Linked DNA regions of Homo sapiens: region 2 is linked to region 1. A link is a loop called in an ENCODE intact Hi-C map of the cell type or tissue named here. Cell type or tissue: sigmoid colon. All regions are shown on one strand. Each heading gives the region's core, and the rest is flanking DNA. Links, peaks and the distances in the headings are about the cores only.

Evidence for each region. Hi-C counts contacts between places; a loop is a spot of excess contacts. Peaks named below come from ENCODE experiments on the same cell type or tissue, not always from the same donor. Only the 100,000 strongest peaks of a DNase experiment are listed, where the experiment ranks them.
Region 2: a loop joins it to region 1, with 6 times the contacts of the local background. A loop is called at or near these places in 8 of 110 quality-filtered maps.

What each region holds. Positions count from the first base shown.
Region 1 is chr4:27,006,208-27,014,207 of GRCh38, reverse strand. It overlaps STIM2 (stromal interaction molecule 2), which reads right to left. Exons shown (of 12, transcript NM_020860.4): 8 at 6,508-6,675; 9 at 5,680-5,780; 10 at 5,206-5,444. Among named protein-coding and RNA genes, the nearest start is that of STIM2, 150 kb to the right of the region's middle. In sigmoid colon, for the core only: a CTCF peak has its summit at 3,666 (motif pointing right); a DNase peak (open chromatin) is centred at 3,657; H3K4me3 peaks cover 372 bases.
Region 2 is chr4:26,018,964-26,035,983 of GRCh38, reverse strand. It overlaps LOC124900689 (a long non-coding RNA gene), which reads right to left and starts at 14,787. Exons shown (of 2, transcript XR_007058093.1): 1 at 14,577-14,787; 2 at 10,903-11,489. RefSeq lists enhancers at 5,436-6,018, 6,019-6,600. In sigmoid colon, for the core only: CTCF peaks have their summits at 6,866 (motif pointing right) and 7,068 (motif pointing left); DNase peaks (open chromatin) are centred at 6,225 and 7,053; H3K4me3 peaks cover 508 bases; H3K27ac peaks cover 27 bases.

The DNA of each region.
Region 1 (8,000 bases), core at 1-8,000:
TAAAAGAGCAGAAATAAACAGACAATATTAACAAAACAAACAGGATTTCGACAAGAGTGAAATAAAATAGACAAACTGTCAGCCTGATAAAGGACACAAAAGAAGATACAGATAAGTAATTATTAGGAACAAAAAAATTTAAAGATGTAACTGAGATTTTTTACATCATATAAAACAGTATAAACAACTTAAAGCCAATAAATTTTAAAACTCAGATAAAACACAATATTCTAGAAACATGTAACTTCACAAATCTACACTTTTAATCATTAAAGAAGTTAAATTAATACTATAGTTTAAAACTCTGTTCCTTGCCAAAACATATATACATCAAGGTCAATCCATAGGCAATGTATTTAAAATCCTCAAAGAACAAATAATCCATACCTTAGACTATTTCAAGGTACAGAATAAAATCATACCATTTAATGGGTGATTATTGTAGCCCACCCAGGGGCTGGTTCCAAGTGTTTTACAGGTATTACTTAATTTAAATTTTGACATATCTCCACAAGGTAGGCTACATTTCACAGAAAAGGAAGCTGAAACTCAGGAGAGTGCCTCCCACTCAGTGTCCTGAGTAAAAGGTAATAGAATTACTACAAGGTGAACAAAGAATCAAACCCAAGCAATCTTGTTCCAGAATTCCACATCTTAACCCTACTTTATATTGCTGCCTCTCTAAAAGTAGAAAAGAATGGAATGAAAGAATAAGGAGTATAGTATTCCCCCTTATCCTTGGCAGATAGATTCTAAGACCCCAGTGGATGCCTGAAACCATGGATAGTCCCAAACTCTATACACACTATGTTTTTCCTATGCATACATACCTATAATAAAGTTTAATTTATAAATTAAGCACAGCAAGAGATTAATAACAGATAATAAAAAAGAACAATTATAATAATATACTGTAATAAAAGTTATGTAAATGCGGTTTCCCCCCACCCCCACCTCGAAATACCTTATTGTACTCTACTCACTATTTTCAGACCACAGTTGACCACAGGTAACTAGAAACCATGAAAAGCAAAACCACATATATGGGCAGAGGGGGACTACTCTTTCATTTATTTTATGATGTTAATATAATCTTGATACCAAAATCTAAGATAGTGTCAGGAAGAAAAATTACTGGCTAATCCAATGTGTGATTAAAGATGCAAAAATCCTAAATAACGAACCAAACGCAACTCATTCTAAAAATTGTACATTGTGACAAATATAGTTTCACTGACACTTAAAGGATTTATTTAAACAGATTAAAATTCAGCAGAATAAAAAACGAATGATCACTTCAAATTACGCAGAAAAATAATTTGGTAAAATTTAATATCCACTGATTAACCAAAAAAAACCATTCTTAGCAAGACAGAAATAGAAATGACTTTCCTTAACTTAAAAGTAATCTACCAAAAACATTAAAAAAAATACTTCCTGGTGAAATTCTGGCAGCATTCTCTTTAAAGTCAGAAATGGCAATCCCTATTGCCTGCAGTCACCATTTTCATTCAATATTTTACTGGAGGTCTTAGCTTGGGCAATAAAGAGGAAAAAATCTACTAGTATTAACATGAAAAATCCAAGACTACCATAAAATACTTAAATATATGTTTCTGTATTTGGTATTCTGTATTCAGCACACCAAATCCAACGGCATTTCCTCATCAGCAACAAGCAATCTGAAATACAGTTTTATAAGAAAGGTAACATATATACCTACCAAAAATTTATTAAGGTACCTAAAATTAATCTTTTTTTAAAAAAAGCAAGACCTGCACAGAGAAAATAAATTATCAATTTTACTTAAAGATAGAAAAGATCTCGATAAATGGAATTGATTAATAATTCTCCACAAATAAATTCACAAATTCAAAAAAAAATTTTTTAAACCCAATGGAACCTTTCATGGAATTTCATAAGCTGATCTTAAAATTCAGAAGATTAGTTAAGGGTAGAAATTCTGAATTTGAACAATAAAGGAAGACTTGGTCTTATCAAATATCAAAACTTTTTATAAAACTCTAGAAACTAAAGCAGAATAGGGCCAGTGAAACAAAATGGGAGAGCTGGGAGCACTTATGTATCTATGGAGAGAAGTGGTATTATAAGTCAGCAAGGATAGAACAGGAATGAAGCTGAGACAACTGTTTACCCGTATATCAAGAGATATATTTAGATTCCAACTTCACACTATGAACAAAAATAACTTCTAGGTGGATTAAAGGGCTAATGGATTAAAGAAAAACTTAAAAACTCTAAGGAGAGCAAACAACAACCTATCATCTGTTGAAAAAGACATAAAAAACACAAATCAGATTCACAATTTGCCATTCAAAAAGCCAAAGTTTAGAAGATATTTGCAACTCTCAAATAACCAGAAAATAGAAAGAACACTTCCACATCAGTATGGAATCTTGCAGGGATTCCACAGCAAGAACAAGCAACTCAGGAAGAAATCTGAACAACAAATGCCAATAAAGGAAATGGTACTCAACCTCAACAGTCATCAAGGAAATAAAAATTTTCATAATTGTGAGGTATCATTTCATACGCATTCGAGTTGCAAAACAAGTAAATCAGGTTATTCCAAGTACTGATGAGGATACAGGCACACAGGCACCCTTATAAAACAGTGGGTATGTAAACTATTTTGAGAGCAACTTGACAATGACTAGTAAAAGGTGCCTTCCCAATGACCCAGCAGTCCGTTTCTAGGTGTCCACACAGAGAAACTCTCAAAGTTATGCACAAGGAAATACAGGTAAAGATGCTTGTTGCACATTGTTTGTAAGGGCCAAGAAAGTAGAAAGTAGAAAAACGGATAAACTATGGATTTTTAAATACAATAAATAAACATATAAGTTATGGTTAACTCATTAAGCAGTGACTTTAATTCATCTCTACATAAACATGAAAAAATTTTGAAACATAACTTTTGAGCAAAAAGAGTTGTAAAATATCACCTAGTTTGATAACATTTATATACACTTCTAAACACGCAACCATTGTATATAATGTTATGGATATATATGTATGTAATAAAAGTACAACAGGCTTTAGCATAAGTCACAACTTTAAAACAGTGGGGAAGGGTAGGCAATGTGGTTTAAGTGTATTTGTAATAGTTTATTTCAGAGAAAAAGATAAAGAAAAATGTTAAAACCTGTTTATCTTTTTGGTAGGTGGGCATATTATTTTCAGTCACTTTAAGTGTGTGTGGATGGCTTTATAGGAAAGTTTAAATAAATTGTTATCACATTCTCACCAAGGAAAGCATTTAGCAGATATTTAAGAATAGGAAAAGACATTTTAAAAAGTAATAGGAAAACAACACCCATTCCCCTATCTACACAGAGCTAACCATTGATATTTTCTGTGTTTTTTCTTTCCATATAATTACACATAGACAATATTATTCTGTGTATATTGTTACAACCTTTTACTTTGTTCTTAACATACTACAGGCATGTTTCCTTGTCATTATTTCAAACTTGTAAAATTTACACATATCCATGGTAAAAAAAAAATTTTAACTGCTCAGGAGGGTATAGAAATGAAGAGCCTTCGTCCTTCCCTAGACTTCTATTGCCGAGAGTTTCCCATTTATCAGGTCCAGAAATTAGGCTTTTGTAACTAAGCAGAGTGGAGTACCTCTGTGGTGCCACTGGGTGGAGGCAGAGCTCTCAAATTGTAATCTTTGACATGAGTTATTTTTTAGAGATAATAAATCTGATCACAGCATTTCTTTCTTTTTCTTTTTTGAGACTGAGTCTTGCTCTGTCGCTCAGGCTGGAGTGCAGTGGCACAATCTCGGCTCACTGCAGCCTCTGCCTCCAGGGTTCAAGCGTTTCTCCTGCCTCAGCCTCCCGAGTAGCTGAGATTACAGGCGCACACCACCACGCCCAGCTAATTTTTGTATTTTTACTAGAGACAGGATTTCATCATGTTGGCCAGGCTGGTCTTGAACTCCTGACCTAGTGACCTGCCTGCCTCAGCCTCCCAAAGTGCCGGGATTACAGGCCACCGTGCCTGGCCTGATCACAACATTTCTAAAACATTAAATTTAAAATCAACTCTTGTACTTTTTTCTGATTTAAAAGTTTAAATTTGCCTGTATTCCACAATCACTTAAAACTAGAATAATTATTCACATTTAGTACAATTGTTTCCTTTTAACGGACATATGGATATCCAATACCTCTGCCCCCAACCCAAAAAGTGTTTTTTAAAAAGCAAAGAAAAAAACTAGTTAATCTAGATAATGCACTTTCATGCACAATTCAGATATTAAACACGGATTTTAAGGAGGAAATTCAACTTTTAAAAGCTATAGTTTTCAAACAAAAGCGTGTACTTATGAATCAGTGTTGCATTTGGCAAGCTTAAGTGCATATAATTCAAATAAACAAATACAAACTGAGAATATTCTAACTGCAGAGCTGGCCCAGATCTAGACATAACTTTGCAACCGTCATGACCTTGCAGTGTGGAGCAAGTGAAATGAATGCAGTCACACACTTCTAGTTTTGCTGTATTTACAATCTGTCCACTCTTCCTGCCTCTTTTAAGAGTTGAGTGCCGCCTCACTCTCCTTGCATTAACTGTCTGCTGTCAAACCAGAGAAGTAAAACCAGCAAAATAATACAAGTACATACCTGGAGTTAGTTAGTGGTAGAGCTAGGATTCAAATCCCTGTTTCCAAGATCTTCCCCTAATTTTTATTCCTACTATACATTAAGCGGCCATTTGAAAGGATATTTTCCCTGAATGCTCAGCACTTCATTCCCACACTGATTTGGCATTTATAGTGTGCTATCTTTACTGTCAATTATGTTTTTATATGACTCCTCATTTCAATTTAATTACAAGCAATGTTTTAAAAAAAGTCTTATATTCAACAATATAATGTTATATATAACAGTTGCTCAAATAAACACTTAATAATCAAATTTATAAAGCATTCAGATTTCTTTAAAGTGTGTGTATAAATATATAATATAAATATACACAAAGTATTGATATATGCATTGCATATGGTATTCTCAAATAGTAAATATTTAAATTACTAACAAAAAGAAAGAGAAAATGAAGGATAAACCCAATTTTTTCTCACAGATTTCGAAGTACATGATTCCTAAAAGGACATAGGAGAAAATTACTTTAAAACCTGTACCAACAATTTTTGTTGAAATTGCCACTTACCGGGAAATTGTGACACTATTGGGGGTGTGTCTTCATCTAAGTCATCAACTCCTCCAGCAATTGGATAGGGTGGAATGGAGACTCTGGGCATCACCACCCAGCTGTGATCAGAATAAAGGGAAGAGGTCAGGCTGGGGAGTCCTGAGTTATGGGCTATCTGAAAGCCACAGATCTTCTCAATTTGTTGCCAGCGAAAAAGTCGTTCTCGTAAACAAGTTGTCAACTCAGAGAGAGCTTTCCTGGAAAAGCCAATAAAGAAATTACTTACTGCATCAAAAGGTCTTTAATATGGCACTGAAAAAAGGCAATACATGAACAGACCATGGCAATTAACTAATTTCAAGAAGAAATAACCCACTCTTAAAACTAATGTAAATTATGTAATTATATAAATGATAAATATAAATTGTTCACAAATTACTCATTTTAACACAATAAACATAAATCAAATAAAAGTGAAAACAACATTCTTACTTTGCTTCCAGAATTTTGTGGTCTACCTCATCTAGGGAGGAGCTGTGTGCAACGTGCAGAGTCCCAAAGACTGTGCTTCTCTTCTTTTTAATTTTTTCTGCCTAGAAACCGAAAAGGACTAAATAAGGCTAGGTTTGAAAAAAATACAGACATTTTTGTATATATAACATAATAAAGTTTGTTTTGGTTTTGAATATATTAGCAATCATAAAACCAGTAGAGAATTACTAGCCAAGATATCCCTGCATTCCAAAAAAGAAAACAGATGAGGGAGAAAACGTGCTTTCCTAAGCCAATCGATGTAATTCAAAACTTTATTCTGGAGAATTTTTCTCTTATTTCTATGGTTCAGGAAGACCCGAATCTTGTACTAAAAGTAACAGAAGAACATTAGCTATATTATACTACAATGGTGCTAGTGAGTGAACTAAGCTTTTAAATTTTTTGGCTAGAATTCAGATTAAGACTTATTCTCATTCCACACAATTTAAGTGTCAAAGTTAATTTCCAGTAACTACTAACCTGAATCAGATATGAAGCAGCAACCTAGAGGAAAAAAGCTCTGTATAAAACTTTTATGATAATGATAAAAAAGAATAATGTTTAAATCACTAAGGTCACTTTGAAAAGTATACACTTCTCCAAATGCAGTAATTTTAATTTAAAGCTTATGATTACTAGAGTCTATTTACACAATAAGTTCCAGTTTGAAAAAAGAATCTGTAATAATAAAACTTTTATTCAGATCTGTGTATCCCAGCTGAGTAATCCCTCTAAGAATGCAGCCTAAGAAACAAATTTAGTAAATTTTGAAATACAAGAGAGTACCTCATCTTTAGCAATAGCTAGCTGCATTTCAGCGTTTTGTCTTTTAATATTGTAGTATTGCACTTCTACTTCATGTGTTAACTGAAGCCATTTCTGAAGTGCATCTGGAACAGACCAACTGCTTCTCAGTTCAAATTCTTTTTCGGCCTTTTTCAGAGCCATGCGAACCTAGAAGAAGGAAAGGAAGGAGGCAAGAAAGGAGAGAGGGAGGAAGGAAGGATTAAAATATTTTTTAGAACCCAAACTAAAAAAAAAAAAAAGCTATTTTAATTATGCTCTTTGTAAACATCGTTTTAAACTGCAAAGTCTAAATACAGTAGATTTCTAGCATTAAAATTAAGGCTGACAACAGAGCGAGACTCCGTCTCAAAAAAAAAAAAAAAATGAAGGCTGAGCTTCAAGTGCATCTTAAATCCACTAAGCAAAGTTGTGAAGGAGGGTAGAGAGGGCTTATTTATATCTTAAGTTGCAATATTTAGTTTTGTATGTTATGAAAACCAGACTCACTGAGGGGGAAAAAAAAGTCAAGGGTATATACAAATTAAAACTGATCATATTTTTCCCATAATGCATATTTCATTTATGAAGTATTATATAAAGAAATGTCCAAAATTGGGTGGATACACGTTCTACTCCTCCTCCTAATGTTTCCAGAAGAGCCTACTGTAGCTCCTTCACTATATACTCACTTTTTAAAAATTGTATTTTTCTGTAGTTTTTCATGACATCCTCTTTATGGCCAGTTATTTCTTACTGTTTCCAAGTATATCTGCCTATTATTGTCTGTTTTACCACTTCCGCTACATAATTCACTGCTTTGAATACACCAGAAACTAGCTAAGTGAACATCTGCAGAGCATGTACAGATTTTGAGAAAACAGATTCTGAGAGTCTACTTGATTTTTCTCATGAGAAACTATGCATAGTCTTCAGTATAACGATGTCATAGTATTTCTTCCACCTGCCCTTTAATGGAGCCAGACAATAAGCAGAGAAAAAACAAAAATGCTTGGTGGTTAGGTGATAAGTGCTAAGAAAAAGTATCATAAGGAAAGCCTCACTAAGGAAAGACACAAAAGGAATAGATAATTCATTCTTGGAATGATTTACTTAAAAACTAGCAAGAGCTTTCAAACTAAAGATATATAAAGACACAGGATGTAATTATGAAATTGTGCACATACACTCACACTCAAGACCTTGAGGCAAAGCTACGAGCGACTACGGAGCATCCTGCGTGTCGAGCACCACCCCGCAGATTAATTTTCCCCAAAGCTAACTAAGGACACTGAAGAGCAAAGGAATGTTTGATCTGAACAAACCCAACTTATTTGAATAAACTTTATAGTGTGCCAGAATAAACCAACAAGAGTACTATACACAAACTTCTGATAAAGAAATAGAACAGCTGTCAGTTAGTGTGAAAACAAAGAATTACGTAGAAAAATATATTTTAAGATTCCAAAATTAAAAACAAAATTCACAATGCAACA
Region 2 (17,020 bases), core at 3,839-11,838, 980 kb after region 1:
AATGTAAATCTTTGGAAAACAATATAGAAGCATGAAACAGCACACTGCTTATGATTATTTTTAGGTAGTCTCTAAGCTGAAATCTAGGGGCCACTCACCAGAAGACGGTACTCTTTGGCACTCAAATATATAAGAAGGCTTAGAAATAACAGTTTATTCAATCTTACTAGGACAATAAGAAATAGTGCCAAGACAAGAATAAAATGCTGTTCATATAGGTTGTTCATATAGGTTGAAAGACAACGTGGTAGGGGAAGGATATGGATTTTGGTATTCTGTAGACCTGACTTAAGATCTTGATCTTATTGTTTCTTTACTGTGTAAGCTAGAGCCAGTCACAGAAATATGCACCTCAGTTTTCTCACCTGTAAATGAGAATCAGGCCTATTTGTAGGGTTTTCTTCAGGAGTAAAGGAGTTAAGTATAAACTATGTGACACATTGGAGGTGTTAATCAGTGATCATTTTTCTCATTTCTTGTGCACTCTTGCAGAGGTTGTGGTAGTAATGATGTGAGCACATACTTGTGTGTACATATGTATGCATGCACGCATGTGTGTTTGAGTGTGTGGTCCCAGCTCAAACCCATCAGGGATTTATCCATGTATGACTGGATGTGTCTGGTAAAGGGGAGGTGAACATCCAGGAGTGGATTTGCAGGGAGGTATGCTGGTGGAAGGTGGATGTGGGAATGGTTTGGTCAGATGCTACCAGATGGGGGAATGGGGAGTCAGCCTTGTACAGTGCTCCTCGACCTGGTCTCAGAGATAGTGTCTGAGGAGGGGCTGAATGAATTATTTTTATAAAGGACTGTTATAAAGAGAATGGCAGGGTGGAAAAGGCATCTCTCCACTTCTGAGTGGGCTAGTGAGGTTCAGTCTCAAGGAGGATGTGGGAGTGTTCAGTACCACATTGACACATCAGTGTTTTCAGCCTCAGGGTGGCAGAAGACAGCAGCCTGGGCAGAGCAGCATTCTCAGGCTGGGAGACGCCCCTTCTCAATGGCTTTTGGATGTCAACCTCAAAGTTTTTCTTATGCTCATAAGAAATACCCACAGAGATGCACAGAAATTACAGTGGGACTGTGTGGGGAGGAAAGAGTCTTACTTGATAAAGCAGGGGTAATATTTGGGTTATTACTGTGAATGTGCTCCATGGGCTGGTCCTGGGCCTCTCCGCCCCAGATCCATTCCTTGAATTGCTCCTACTGTCTATTACAGGGGGCTACCCTTGCAGGCTGTGTTTCAGAGGCTCCTAGAGTAGTGGGTTCTGGCCAGGTGCAGCCCATAAAAGGCACTGGCAGGAGATGAGGGGTTGGAAGGAAGGAAGAAGCCAGGCTTCTGCTCTTACTCCCTCTCAGTCTTGGGTGGCTTCTCCCTCAGTGGCTCTGTCTTCTCCATGGCTCCAGCTCCCATCAGACAGGTCCATTATGACTGTAGTTTGTACCATGTCACCCTGGTCTCTGGACTCTATTAGTTGGTGTCTTCTCTTTGCCTCTCCAATCTCAGAGAAGTAGTGACCTCCTGCCATTGCTCATCCCTGGGCTGTTGCACTGTTCCCTTTGGTCCTCTGCCCTTCCATCACCAGCATAAACCATTGCTTCTGTTGTAAAACCTGGAAATGGTGTCTGCTTTTCCATTTAGACTCTATGGCCATACTACCATCTTTCCTATAGTCTGGGGAGGCCTGAGGAGTCTCAGGTCATATCTATTTGGATATAAATGTAAATGTGGAAGAAGAGGACACTTATAAATTTTATGAGATGCTAAAAATGATTCTCACTAGAGTTATTCAAGTCTTACTAATCCCAGTGTCTCCCTACCCCAGCATCCCCAGGACAGAGCTGGCTTGTTCCAAAACTCAACAAGATGATTCTCTGGTCTTTTTTCCTCAACTTTAGCTCATAACTCTGATTCACATGGTTTGCATCCCACTGAGCTTAGGGTGTCCAAGTCCATTTAAGATGTACTTCCCTTGTGGGTTGGCAGTTACAGTGATGGCTTCCAATGGAGCCAGGGCTTCCTCCTGTATCCATACTCTTGTCCAGTCCCCACCCACATTGACTTGGAGCTTGTACGACTTGCTTTTGCTAATAGGACAGTAAATATCCCATGTGCTGTGCATCAGGGGAATGGGACAAAGTGTGGCCTTTACCTGAGGGTGCAGGACAAGAGACAAGACTTGAAAAACCATTGTGAGGTCAGCCTTTTCCTCTCTCTTGCTGCTTTTAGAACCCAGACACCATGTGAAGAAGCCAAGGCTGGTCTCTGGAGACACATGGCCCAGCTAACAGCCAGCATCTGTTGCTAGAGAAGTAAGGCTAACTTAGACTATCCAACCCCATTTTGAGCTGTCAAATGACTGCAGCCAGAAGAATGACCCCCAGGTGAGATGAGCAGAAGAACCACCTAACTGAGCCCAAACCCAATCCCTGACCCACAGAACCCTGAGCAAATAAAATGGTTGTTTTCAGCCACATAGTTTCGAGGCAGTTTGTTATGCTGCAAAGGCTAACTCACAGAATTCTCTTTCTACTTTCTGTACTTTTCTACCAACTACCAGTACTTTCCTCCTCCTAACCAACCCTTCTAAAAAACAGTACCCTCTGCCCCTCCCCTCTCATAGGCACCTCAACTGACCTTTCACCAAAGAAAAACTCACCCTCCACTCAGAGCAAGCGTTCCATCAGCAAAGACCCAATGACTGTCCCTGTACTGCTTCCTCTCAAGAGTTAAGCCTTGACTTCACTGCATGTAAAATTTCCTTTAAAAAAAATTCTTTTTGAAAAAAATGTGGTTTTGCTTCCAAACGATGTTCCAAAGCTCTCTGGCTCACCAAGGAGTAATCCCTCAGTTGGAAAGCATAGCAATGCTGCTATTTTAGAATGGCACCAGGCCTCTGGCTTCTTGATTCAGCCAGGGCCGCTGATGCTTCTTCAGGGAAAACTAAAACAACTGCTTAAGATATAGGGACTTATCCCTAAGGGATATTTCAGAAAAGAGAGGCCTTCTGCCTTATTTCCATTCTTCCCCTTTCTACCCAACCCTGTGCTCCCCAGACAAAGATGGGTCTTCTTCCTCCTGAGCAACTGAACTTCTAACCTGCTTAAGTGGAGGCCCATCTGTCATCCCTGACCCTGTGGCCTCCCCCACACTCGTCCTAATTGTTCTCTGATGAAGGCTGAGCGTAAGCCTATGTAACACTGCAAAAATGCACGGCTGGCTGACCAAACATTAGCAAGAGAGACAGCTATGAAAAAACAATATGCCTGTTTGCTCAACCTCCCTTTCTGCCGGCAGACTAATTCTGGAAATTTTCCCACTCTCTGAGGGAAGAGGTGCTTGCTAATCCAGCCAAGTGTCAAAATGGATGGTGTTTGAACAGCTTCCTTTGGCTAGAGTTGTTTTTCAGATGGTCCCTTGGTAGAAACTCTTGTGGGTTCTGTGCAGAAGACTTCTCCCCTGGACCCAGTAAAGGGGGCAGTTAGGGGAGGGGTCACTTCTTATGGTAATAATTGCCTTATATCAGGCACTGCTCTTCCCCAAGAGATTAGCTGGGGCACAGGTCAGTCTTGATACACAGAGGGTGAGGAGGCTGCTTCGGGCACTGGAGGCGACTCATCTGCAACGAGGAAAGGAACTGAGGTTTGAGAATGGAATCAACAGATTCAGAGGCCAAGCCACAGGACTGATGTCAGCTGTGACCACCTCTCTGGAAATGCATTCAGGATCCAAGATTCCTAGGCCTCACCAAGGTGGGTCAAAGAAGACTCACGATGACAGGAATAGACCTGGCATGGTTTGCGTCTCCCCGTCCACCTACAAGTTCCAGGAGTATTCCCTCCTGGTCTCCCTTCTCCAGGGAAACCTTCCCTGTCACCTTCCCAGTGAGATCAGTCCCTATAATCTGTTTATCCATTTAGTCTCTCCCTCCTTTGGGCCCCACTGTATCAGGAACATTCTCCCATCTAGTACTTCTGCATGTTATGACACTTACTTGTGATATAGGTTTATCTCCTTCTGAGGAACTCTGGCCTGCTACAGAGAGGGGACACGTCTTATTTACTCAATATCCTCTGATAACCAACGCGATGTGTGTACTTAGCAGGACTGAGTAAATGCTTACTGAGTGGGTGAACAATCCTATTTTCCATTTAACTCAGAGCAGGTAAGAGTGTGCAAGGTCACCTAGCAGGTGGGTGCCTGAGCCTGGATTTAGACTCAAGTTTGTCCGAATCTAAAGCTTGTGTCAATTCCACTACTCCACCTTTCCTCTCCAGTTAGTTAGCCCTGCCTCCCTACACACACACACACATGCACGCACAGACCACAGAAGAGAGTGGATGAAATTATATAGAGTGTCAGAAAAAGAGATGACCTAAGACATTATGGAAACCAACTCATTTATTTAACGAAGGAGGAAACTGAGGCCAAAGAAATTCAATAATTTGTGTAAAGTGCTGTGCTCTGGGCTTTGGGCCTACTTAAAAGCTGGATCTAGGTTTATTCCTGTTGATAACCATATTCGATTTAATTATTATTTTTTTTTTTAGGTGGAGTCTCACTCTGTAGCCTAGGCTGGAGGGCAGTGGTGCCATCTCGGCTCACTGCAACCTCCACCTCCCAGGCTCAAGCGATTCTCTTGCCTCAGCCTCCTGATTAGCTGGGATTACAGGCGCCTGCCACCATGCTCGGCTAATTTTTTGTGTTTTTTTTTAGTAGAGACAGGGTTTCACCACGTTAACCAGGCTGGTCTTGAACTCCTGACCTCAGGTGATCCGCCCACCTCGGCCTCTCAAAGTGCTAGGATTACAGGCCTGAGCCACCATGTCCAGCGTCATATTTGATTTAATTTAATCCACAACCGTACAGAAGATATGTAGCTGAGTGAGTGATCCCAGCCTAGCTGGGAAATAAATACACACATATCTAAATACAAGGCAGGATGTGAGAGATTCAGAGTGGTGCAGGCGTTAGAGGAGGGAGAAGTCTCATCTGACTTAGTAAACTTGAGAAAGATTTCTCATAGGAAGTGATACTGAGATGAGCCTTGAAAAAGGACTGGAAGATAGAAAATTCAGGTGGGGACACGGCGCAGCAATGGCATGGCAGTGTGAAAGCATGGGCTGTGCATCCGAAGAATCAGACAAAGCGTGGTCCTTACCTGAAGGTGCAGGACTGGAGACGATACTGTATGTAGGGTGGACTGAGGTGTGCTGGGGAGTGATGAGAGTAGAGATAGATAGCTGGAGCTTTAACAGAACAATAAGAGAAAGAAGAAAAGCTAAGTGATTTGGACCTGATGAGAACAGAGTTCTTCAGACTGCAAGACAGGGGAAGGGGGATCCCATTTCAAGGCAGTAACATGCTTTCTCTTCCGGTTCCCACTCTCCCTGTTCTCCCTAGATATCTGGCTGCAGGGGGAGGAGGCGTGATGAGATGGGGAGAGGGGAAAATTGTGGGCAGATTCAACTCGGTTACAGGAGGAATCCCAAGAGACACCCAGGCAATGCTGAGCTTTGGTCATTCAAAATAAGGTTATGCAGAAAGTTCCTGCCTGAGAGGCCAGACCATTATTCTGAGACGGGATTTTTCAAATTCTTCTTCCTCTTCCCTTGGTATTTCAAGGTGAATCCTAAAGCGCTGAGCTAGGGATTTCCAAAATACACAGCTGGATACCAAAGCCAGTCACTAAGGGTTCAGGGGAGTCTGGAAGGAGGAAATGTGGAGAGAAAGAAGTCAAGGGAAAGCCCACCGTGCTTTTTCTGTACCTGGGAATCTTTTAAAAAGAGAAGGACGTGGACTGGCTGAGAATAGCCAAGACATCAACAGAGTTGATGGAAGACCTGGCTTTCCCATCTCTGGGCCCGCAGAGGGACAGCGTTAGAGATGTCACCCTTCAGGACTCCGAGAGGAAGCCACTTCACAAGCTGCCCCCTAAGAACCCAGGCTGCAGCCCCGGAAAGGAGCTGCGTTATGGTCAGCCTGGGGGCTTCCCAGAGCTCCCTTCAGTCCCACGGGGCACAGATGCTGAGTCGGGAACCAGTGGACCCACCAGTGAGCTTGCTGTTATGAGACAAGGTGACCGCCCGGTCACGCCCAAGGGCTGGACCTCCCCAGGAACAGACTGGAGAGCCATTGGGGGATACGGGGAGAGCTCTGGGGCTGCAGCCCACTCGGGGCACTGCCTGGGCTGGAAGAATGGGCCACACATTCAGTACTGGAGGCCAGGAGGTCCAGCACGACACAGGCCACAAAAGGACGTCTCCCCAAAGACCAGCAGGCAGCAGCTGGCACACAGCCAGGGACCTTCATGGGACCAAGGAACCCACTGCTCTGCTGCCACGGCGGGGAAAGCCCCCTCGCTCCCCATATCCCTGCCTCCGCAGTGAGAGACAGAGCAAGCAGCAGCTCTCAGAGACACTGAGCGCTTTTCCTAAAGACCCAGCACTTTCTGCAGGGTTTAAAATATCAGCTCAAAGTTTAACTGGATTGGACATCTCATTTATCCTCCCATCCCACTAACTAGTGGGTGAGGCTCAGAAGAGAAAGACCAGATTAGTTCTAAGCAATATAGTGATCCTCCGTTTTCCCTTCGCATCCGATGTGCTGTAGGAGATATATTTGTACAGCCTGGTGACTATCAGTCCTTGGGACAGCAGGGCCAGCCTGGGGAGGGCCCCTGCGGCGGTGGCAGGGTGGGCTCTGCTGCTCTGCCTCCCTGGCAGGGCTCACTGCGGCAGAGTAGGGAGGCCTTGTGGCGAAGGTCCTGAGCAAGACGTGGGGTCTCCGTTCCACCAGGGGTGGGTGGGGGCCGGCCGGGATGGAGGAGAGATTCAGGAGTAGAGTGGGAGGCTGTCCCAAGCGCCTTAGGCCTCTAGGGAGCAGCGGCCTGCCAGGATGGTCTGGAAGGCACGTTCACCCAGGCCCGGAGGCCGGGTTCCCCTGGCCTGGCGGAGGTCCCCTGGGACGCCCCTTCCAGGGGAAGCTGCGATTCCTGTCTCCGCAGCCCTGAGCCTGAGAGCGGAGCGGAGCGGGCCGGCTTTGCGAATGGCGCTGCTGCCCCCTCCTGGGTGGCGCCCGGCAGGTGCTGCGTGCCTGGAGCGGCCTTGCCTGTAACCCTCAGGGTGAATCCCCCGAGGTCGGACTCCGCCGCCCCGACGCTGCCCCTCCTCTGCATCCGCACGTAAAATCACCCAGGCCCATCCCCTCTCTATATAAAATCACCCAGGACCATCCCTTCTCTATATAAAATCACCCAGGCCCATCCTCTCTCTATGTAAAATCACCAGGCCCGTCCCCTCACTATATAAAATCACCAGGCCCGTCCCCTCTCTATGTAAAATCACCCAGGCCCGTCCCCTCTCTATATAAAATCACCCAGGCCCGTCCCCTCTCTATATAAAATCACCCAGGCCCGTCCCCTCACTATATAAAATCACCCAGGCCCGTCCCCTCTCTATATAAAATCATCAGGCCCGTCCCCTCTCTATGTAAAATCACCCAGGCCCGTCCCCTCTCTATGTAAAATCACCCAGGCCCGTCCCCTCTCTGTGTAAAATCACCCAGGCCCGTCCCCTCTCTTTGGGCCACATCTCTCGCGTCTTCTCCGGCCGTTTGTGCGGTCTTTGTCCCTTACACAGCGGCGCTTGGTGACTAAGGATTACCTCTGTGGGCTCAGACAGGGTTGAAGGCCCTGGTTCCGCCCGCGCTGGCCGGTTCCTTAACCTCATGGAGCCTCAGGTGCTCACTGGTGAAATAGGTAGGACCTCGTAGGTTGCCACATCTTGGCACCAGGTGCCTGGCTATGTTGAGTGCTCAGAAAATGGGAGCCATGATTCTCTTTCCTTCTGGCCTCATTGAATTCTCTGAGCTCTGTCCATGCATGCTCAGGTTGGAGACTTTCCCCACCAATTTTCCGCCTATCCCTGCTGGGCAGCCAGGCTTTCCCAAACCACGGGGGGCGATTTTCTACACTCTGGGCACATGGCAAGGACCCGGGGACAGCTTGGGTTCCTGTCATGGACATCAAGCCTGCTCTTGTCTTCCTAGGTTTCTTGCCTTCCATTTTCTTCCGCCTTACTTTCCTTTCGTTTTCCTCTCCTTATTAACTCTGGCTACTGCGGAACTCTCTCCCACCTTCACACAAGCTTTCTTCCTGATCCCTGGTTCTAATTACTTTCCCCCACCGCTGCCCCCTGTCCCCAACCAGACTCTGCCTTCCAGCCCCATCATAACCTCCAGCTGGCAGGGGCCAAGGTCCCCAATGACCTCTTTGCCCTTCAGCCCAATGTTCACATCACAGATTTTTTTTGGACGGTTCTGCAGCATTTCGTGCATTTTTTTTTTTTTAAGACAGGGTTTCTCTCTGTTGCCCAGGCTGGAGGGCAGTGGTGCGATCTTGGCTCACTGCAACCTCTGTCTCCCTCCAGGGCTCAAGCCATCCTCCCACCTCAATCTCCTGAGTAGCTGGGACTACAGGTGAGCACCACCATGCCCAGCTTTTTTTTTTTTTTTTTTTTTGTAGATATGGGGATTCACCATTCACCATGTTGCCCAGGCTGGTCCCAAAATCCTGAGCACAAGTGACCCTCCTGCCTCAGCCTCCCAAAGCACTGGGATTATAGGCGTGAGCCATAGGTCTCCATTTAGTGCAATTAACACTTCTTTAATTTCTGTCTCCTTTGAAGTTCCTGGGGCCACTCCCAAGGCTTTTCTTAGGATTTTCTGTCCTGTCGTCCTCTGGTTCCTTGCTGGCTCCTTCTGATCCATCCCTACCACCCACAGGGCTCCCTCTTTGCCGTCTTCTTTTCATTCTCCACACTCACCTTAGGCCTGTGATCTCATCCACCCCCAGGACTCTCCAGTCTATCTCCAACTCAGATCCTCACTCCCTCTGTATCTGCCAGTGCAGGTGAACACCCATCATCTCCATGCGGATGGCCCAGAGACACTGCCAACTCCACAGGTCCAAAACTGGACTCATTATCTTTCTCCCCAAATTGTTTCTTCTACAGAAATTCGAGAGACATTTCTACTTCCTTTCTGTCTCATCCACCCCTCTCTCCATCCAACTGGTCTCAGCATTCTCTTGATTTCTTCTTATTGCTTAGAACCTGTCTTTCACTGCCACAGGCCCAGCAACAATAATAACAGCAATAATTTAGTGAGTCCTTACATGTACTGTCCTAAGCATTGTGCACACACGGCCTCATTCAATTCTTTTAGAAATATCATGGAAATAGGAAGGAACAGAGGCATCGAGAAGTTAAGTCACTTGCTCAGGTTCATATGGCTAATGAGTGACAAAGCCCAGATAGGCCCCCGGGTCTTGCTGATGGCACAGCCCTTGGCGTTCAGTACTGTTATGCAGCATTATTTCAGGATCTTATTCCTGGCATAAATTGTCACATCACCTCTTGGCCTAGTTTTCTTGACTTCAGTCTTTCCCTCTCTTCAGTATAGCTACCAATGAGATAATTATATTTGTTGTTTCCCAGTACTAAAATCCAATACTGAAATTCTCCTTAAACCCCATCAGTGGCTCTCTGCTGCTCTTTAAATAAAACCTGTACTCTGGAGCCTCTAATGCTCCTACTACCCTTTACCTGACCTATTTCCTAATTATCTTTCATGATCTGCAGGAAATTGTCCCTGGATCCCCAAGATGGGGTCAGGTGATTTATCAGTTAGGACTAGATTCAGTTACATGTAACAGCAATCCCAATTAATGGTTTGCTTAAAAGAGATAGTTAATTCATTCTCTGAACGTGTCTGGAATAGGCCATTCAGGGTTGGTATGGTGGCTACGTCGTATCACCAATGACCCAGGATCCTTTCCTCTTTCTGCTCCACCATTTCTAACATTGGCTTCTCCCTTTAATATCACCTCATGGCTGCAAGATGACTGCGGCAGCTCTATCACAATGACATTCCTAGCAGCAGGAAGGAGGAGAGGTGAAGGGCAAGATTATGTGTCCTTCAGTCTTGGCTTGGCTCCTTTCATAAGTTTTCCCAGAAGTTCCAACCAATGATTTCTGTTTATGTGTCTTTGCTCTCTCACAAGAGAAATTGTGCTGAACGTGCTGAGTTTTAGGATCCAATCAAGGATACTACATTTCATTTAGACTGTTTTCATTTTTAGTTACGTATCCTTTAATTATCTCTTAATATGATGATTTTGTAATATCACTTTCTATAAAGAGAATAGAAGGATAATTCAGTCTTCTTTCTAACATGGCAGATCAAACTTTGTTTTTAAGTTATTGAAAGTTAAAAAAATTTTTTTCAGCTTTACAGCTCACTTTCGGTACTAACATATACATGTTTAGAATTGTTGTTGACTTTGGGAAGACCTTTATGAATTTCTTTCACATATGAGCTGCAAATTTATGGTGTGTTTATAATTGTATGCACCACATTCTCAAATATATTTCTGGTGGGAAAAAGTCTTTCATTTGACTAGGCATTGAATATGAATGAGTCCTCTACTTACAGTTTTACATATCTGATAAGTGGAAGAGTTTTCTACAGACTACCTTGTGATTCCATACATCTTAAATCTTGTTTCTTCACTATCCGCATATTTTTGGTGCCAGACATTGTAGAATTATTTGCATCTCCATCCAATCTCTGATGCTGTGTGCCAGGCAAGTCAGCCTGTGGATGGTAGGAGTATTTCTGGAAGCCATTCCAACATCTGTACACCCAGCAATAACTGAATAACTGAGCTATATATGAAAAGGACTGCAGATCACCTAATGTATCTCATGAAATCCAAAGTAAATGTAGACCATCTCATCTTCCCACTAGTCAAATCTCCAAAATGACCATCGTCACTCCAGTGGCACCAATATGAGAAGTTGGAAAAAGTCAAGTTAATTAATAAAAAATAGTATTCTTTCTGGATTTTTTTATGTTTGTTTTATTTGTCAGCATTTCCAACTTTATAATTTGTAGTGATTTTTTTCTCATTGTCAATATTTTCATTCTTAATTTTATATTCATAGTTTGTATTATTTTTCCTAAAGAGGATCCAAAATGGCATCAGTTTCAGGCCCCAAGAAAAATGTACCCAGGCCAGGTGCAGTGGTTCACGCCTGTAATCCCAGCACTTTGGGAGGCCAAGGAAGGAGGACTGCTAGAGCGCAGGAGTTTGAGACCAGCCTGGGCAACACAGGGAGGCCTTGTCTCTACAAAAAATGTAAAAAACTAGCCGGGCATGGTGGCAGGCGCCTGTGGTCCCAGCTACTCAGGAGGCTAAGGTGGGAGGATTGCTTGAGCCAGGGAGGTGGAGGCTGAAGTTAGCCATGATTGTGCCACTGTACTACAGCCTGGGCGACAGAGTGAGACCCTATCTCTGAATGAATGAATGAATGAATGAATGAATAAATAGTCTTGAAAATGGATCCATTCTTGACTGAGAGAGTTTACCCCTCACAGACATCAGTGAAAAGCCACTAAAAGGGGGATCTTCAGAAAGAAGTTGAACCTAAAAAGAAGACGGGGGATACAAGAAACAATGAAATAAATATTAACTGAATAATAATCAAAAGCATACCTCATTGCCCTGGCTATGCAACATAGTATGGCCTTCTAGATCCTACGATCTCACCTTTGCTCACCGCCAGCTTTAACCGTCACCATCCCTACTCGCCACTTACTAGCAAGCAGCCCAGGAATATTTGCTAAATAAATCAATAGACAACAAACTGAGAGTTGAACTCAAACCTTTTGCTTTCTAGCCCTGTTGTTTCAACTAGTGCAGTCCACTTCCCTGCCTCAGCAGGCACGGTGGAGTAAGGACTGCACAGTCTTTTTCTGATGACTGGTCCTTTCCTTATGTCATCTTAGGGTATAGAAGACTCCATAGACATGGCTGGTGCCCTTCCCAAATCCCCTCAGCCTACCCTGGAAGTGGCCTCTGGAAAGTTCTACATCTCTTCTGCCTGAAGATGTTCCCTGATTGGCAGTGTACTTGGAAGTGCCCAGGAGTTAAGATGCCAAGATAAACCCTCAACCATTAAGAGCCAGCTTCCTTGTCCCTCAGTGGGACAATCACGGGCATATTCCACTGTTCCTCCTCTTAGAGGGTCCCCAGCAGGATTGAGGTCCAGTCGCTCAGGGTCATCTCCCCACTGAGTTGCTTCCTGGGCTCGCCGCTCGACTAAACTGTTTGCACTCAAATCCTTATCTCAGTGTCTGCTGAGATGACACAGGGCCATTATTCCAATCACTGCCTGTGCTGACACAGCAGTGTAGGTGTGGAAGGTGCAAGATTGGACCGATTTTTTCTTTGACCCCAGGATACAGTTCTGGAAGACAGTGGTTTGGGGAAAAAAAAGACATTCCTGAAATATGTGAATTCTGACAGAATAAATCTTTCTCCTAAAAGTTTCAGATGCGTCAGCCTCTATGCTGCAACACTGAAAGAGGAGCGTCTTAAAAGCAGAAGAGTTGAGGGGCAAATTCAGAGGGAGAGGAGCATTGAAAAATGCAATCTTGGCTACCAGACGTTTTGCTGGAGTGAATAACATAGGAAAGTGCTTCTCTGGCTAATGCATTGGTCAGTGTCTTCCGTTTCACGTGGTCTGTGAGCTAGGGAGGCTGTCAGAGACTCTTAGGCTGTGACCAGCTTCCAGGGAGCTTAGGAAACCTGCTTCTGGTGCCTATATAGATCCTGAGTATTTGAACACAGCTGGGACCACTTCAGGCTGTCCCTATTCTCTGATTCATCAATGCAGAGGCAGGGATACTGGAAAGAAGTCTCATCTCCAAGAAAGGAGACCAGAGTGGTCTTCATCATTGCCTGGTTTGCATCCTGCTCATCCTGGGGAGAAAGACTACTGCTCAACCTCTCCCTAGACCCTTCCCAGGGCCCTGGAAGCTGGGTCAACTGGCCAGAAGCAAACCATTCCTGCAGGAGACACCACCCTTAGGGGTAGGAGCTCAGCCAGATGCTTGGCAGCTTCCCAGATTGTAAATATCTCTGCATTTTATAGGAGGCTTCAGACTCCAAATTATAGCGATGAAAAAGGAGAATCTTGAAAGCAGAACAGTTTATACACAGATCCAGATAGAGAGGAAAGGAGAGTCCACCTCTGGACTTGGTTGTCTGGTGAAAGGGAGGCAGACTCGTGAAGAGGTTTCCAGAGATGACGGAAGTATGCAGATGGTAAAGCCATCAGGGAGAGGCAGTGCCGGGATCAGCACAATGGGTGCCCTTGTGCACTGTTTGGGGATTTTTGTGTTTGTATGTTTGCAATCCCTGTCCCCCCTACAACCCCAAGCTGGGATCTGCTAAGAAAAAGAACCTGGCTTGCAGCAGCATTCTTCAGCTCCACTTGAAAGTTTGAAAAACCCCTGGATAGGAAAATAACCTCAGGGAGCCAAGTCTTTCTGCACTTGGCGAAGCCCTAGACCTAAAATACACATATGAACACTTCACTTTGAAAGGCCTGCAGTATTCATATCTGAGTCATCTGAAAACAAATAAAAAGAGACCTAAACAAACAAACCTAATTGTGCACGGAAACACAGCCAGGTTTCCAGCCTGGCTTCTCCTCTGTTTTTATTAGTCAAGAGCCAATATATGAGGCTTTCGTGGCATCCAAAACAAGCAAAAATATTAAAAACAAATTGCCAAGGCTTCTCCCTCTTCCCTCCTTCCTTTATGATGCACTGCACAAGCCAAGTTCTCGACTTTTCTGCATTGGCTTTCGAACCTCTTTCATTTAGTCCTGATAGACAGCTGCCTGCTTACCCGGCTGTCCAGGGGAAACAGCAACCCTGGGTGACGGTGACATCCGTAAACATCAGCACTTACTGGACACTTTGATGAAATTTAAGGAGATGTGTTTCAGGTCTTGAAATGTTATTGTTTTTACCATTAATCAAGGCAACCGGTTTGAGAACTAAGCCTGCCGACCCGAGTTCACTTAGGACAGACCTGCTCATTGCCCTCTGCCAGCATCCTACCAGCTGCCTTTCTTTTCTTCTTCTTATTTATTTCACCATTACATACACATTCCACTGTAACAGGCATCCTTTGCTGTTGCCAAACCATTTTCCTTTCTGGTAATATCATCCTTTTTTTTTTTTTTTAAAGTCCATGTAGTTTGGTTGGAGTCTGCCTTAACCCACCCTGCTTCAGGAGTGTGTGATCAAGGCCTGGCCAATTGGAGGCACCCATATTGGTGTAGGGATGGACACTAAATCCAATTTGGGCTATTGAGATGCAAACCTGGAACTTTTAAAAAGACTTCTGGGAAAGAAGCACACATTCCCCCAGGGATGTGTCTAGCTGGCAGAATGTAAGTCTGGGGCTGCTGGTGGTCATGTTGAACCAGAGATGAGTGAGGGAGAGGGATAAGAACTCATATGACATCATCTGAGCACCTGGATCCAGCCATGACTGAAGACTGATCTATCTTGGACTTTTCTATAATACAAATAAAACCCCCATTTTGTTTAAGCCACTTGTAGTTGAGTTGCTCTATCTTGCAACTGAAAGAGTCCACACACACACACACACACACACACATACACAAGCACCCCTTCAAATGACATGTGTACTTACATTTTTTTGCAACTTCCAACTGGACTACTACTCTTTCTTTTAACTTCTGGGGATTATCTTCTCAAAAGGAAGATTTTTGTTTGCTTGTTTGTTTTCGGTGAAATGCAATTTCAGTGAAATGTCACAGAGAAGTCCAGAAGATCATCTACTTTAGTCCTGAATCCTGGGAGAAAAATTGCCTCTGTCCCTTGCAGTGTGGTAAAAGATGAATGAATTCTCTCACCTAGCTTGCTTTTGATACGAAGAACAAAATAATGTAGTCATGACTGAGGAATTTCTTTGCACTCCACGGCTTGTTCTGATTCCAGGCATCCTACTCTGTGAGGCCAAAGGGACATCTGAGTGCCGAGATTAGTCTAGATCGAAAGCATGTGAAAGGCAACAACAACATCCCTGCCAAACAAAACCAAGGTAATAAATGACATACAGACATTTGGGGGGAACAATGGAAACTGTACGGCCACTGTTTTTTCTTTCTTGTTCTATGTGCCGTGAATAGGTGAAGGCTTGGCCTGTTTTATCCTCCTGTTAGCTAACTAGAAAAGGCACTTATGGTAATGTTACCAGAAGAGGTCCCAGTGTAGACCCCAAAAGAGGGTTCCTGAACAAATTTGGGAGCTGGGTGCAGTGGCTAATGCCTGTAATCCCAGCACTTTGGGAGGCCAAGGTGGGCAGATAACTTCAGTCCAGGATTTCAAGACCAGCCTGGCCAACATGACCCGTCTCCACTAAAGATACAAAAATTAGCCAGGAGTGGCAGTGGGCGCCTGTAACCGCAGCTACTTGGGAGGCTGAGGCAGGGAGAATTGCTTGAACCTGGAGGTGGAGGTTGCAGTGAGCCGAGATCACGACACTGTGCTCCAGCCTAGGCGACAGCAAGATTTCATCTCAAAAAAAAAAAAAAAAAGAAAGAATTTGGGGCGGGTCCATAGAGTAAAGTGAAAGCACGTTTATTAAGAAAGCAAACAGATAATGGCTACTCCATAGGCAGAGCAGTGGTGTGGGCTGCTTGACTGAGTATACTTATGGTTATTTCTTCATTATATACTAAACAAGGGGTGGATTACTCATGAGTTTTCTGGGGAAGGAGTGGGCAAGTCCTGGAACTGAGTGTTCTTCTCCGTTTTAGACCATATAGGGTAACTTCCTGATGTTGCCATGGCATTTGTAAACTGTCGTGACATTCGTGGGTGTGTCTTTTGCTTGCTAAGGCATTATAATTGGCATATAATAAGCAGTGAGGACAACCAGAGGTCATTTTTGTCACTGCACTCCAGCCTGGGCAACAGATTGAGACCCTGCCTCAAAAAAAAAAAAAAAAAAAAAAATTAGTCCTTCCTGTTGCTCTTGCACAAAATTCAACATGCTTGATTTTAGACATAGTTGTAAACGGAAGAAGATGGAGAAAATTTTTACTCCAAAACATCTTCTTGGGGAGAACGCTGGAATAAACAATTTGATAAATTGTTTTGGGTGACAGGAGGCAAGAGATAAGATCTCAAAGTGCCTGATTGAATAGCACAAGATGGTTCCAACCCTGACTTCTAAGCAGGGTGGATCTAATTTTGTAAATTGGAGAAGAAATGTTTTGATGTGGGGGAGCCAGGAGAGAGCTGCTTTGCTTTGCATAACAGAGAGGAGAGGGGTGTACTTCTGAAGGAGGTTCTGGGAAGGGGAGAGAGGGAACTATTGAAGGTGGGGCTCCTCCAAGAGAGAGTTCGGACACCTTTACTTTGGAAGAACAGAAACATCTGACTGGTTGTTTGACCCGATGGCCCATTGATGTGCTGGGTACCATATTACCTTTTCTTGTTTCCCCTGCGAAGCTGCCCATAAAGTCTATATTGCTTACAGACACATTTGTCTGATGCGGAACTCTAAAGAGAAGGATTTCTGTGTGCAAGTTGAAACGGGCAAAAGCAGAGAAAACACATGCAAATACAAATCTGAAGTTCAAGTTGACTTCTGGGTTCTATTTACCTGCATGCCCCTCCCAGTGGATGATAAAACTCCTGGGAGTAAGGGTCTATTTTTGCTTGTTTCAAAATTCATTGCACCTGGTACAATGCCTGGCATGTAGCAGACACCCAGCACCTCTATGATGAATACATGAATGAATGAATTAATCTCTAGGAGAAATCAATGAATTAATGGCATGACTTGCAGGGAAACATCTGCAACAAACATGGCTCTGGGCTGGCCTTGACAAATGAAGACGCCCAGAGAATTTCACCCCAAAATATGGCATCCTGGTATGATGAATATTTCAAATTCAAGGCCATTGGAGACCAGTGGATGCTGGAGGAGGCTTTTCCCTTAGCTGCATGAAGACTTGACCCACCAAGTGGAACAATTGCTTCCCGTCCCATCCCTGAAATCTCATTATCTATCAAGAAACAAAGACTGAGTAATGTAACAACAACTGGACAGACCTTTTTATAAGA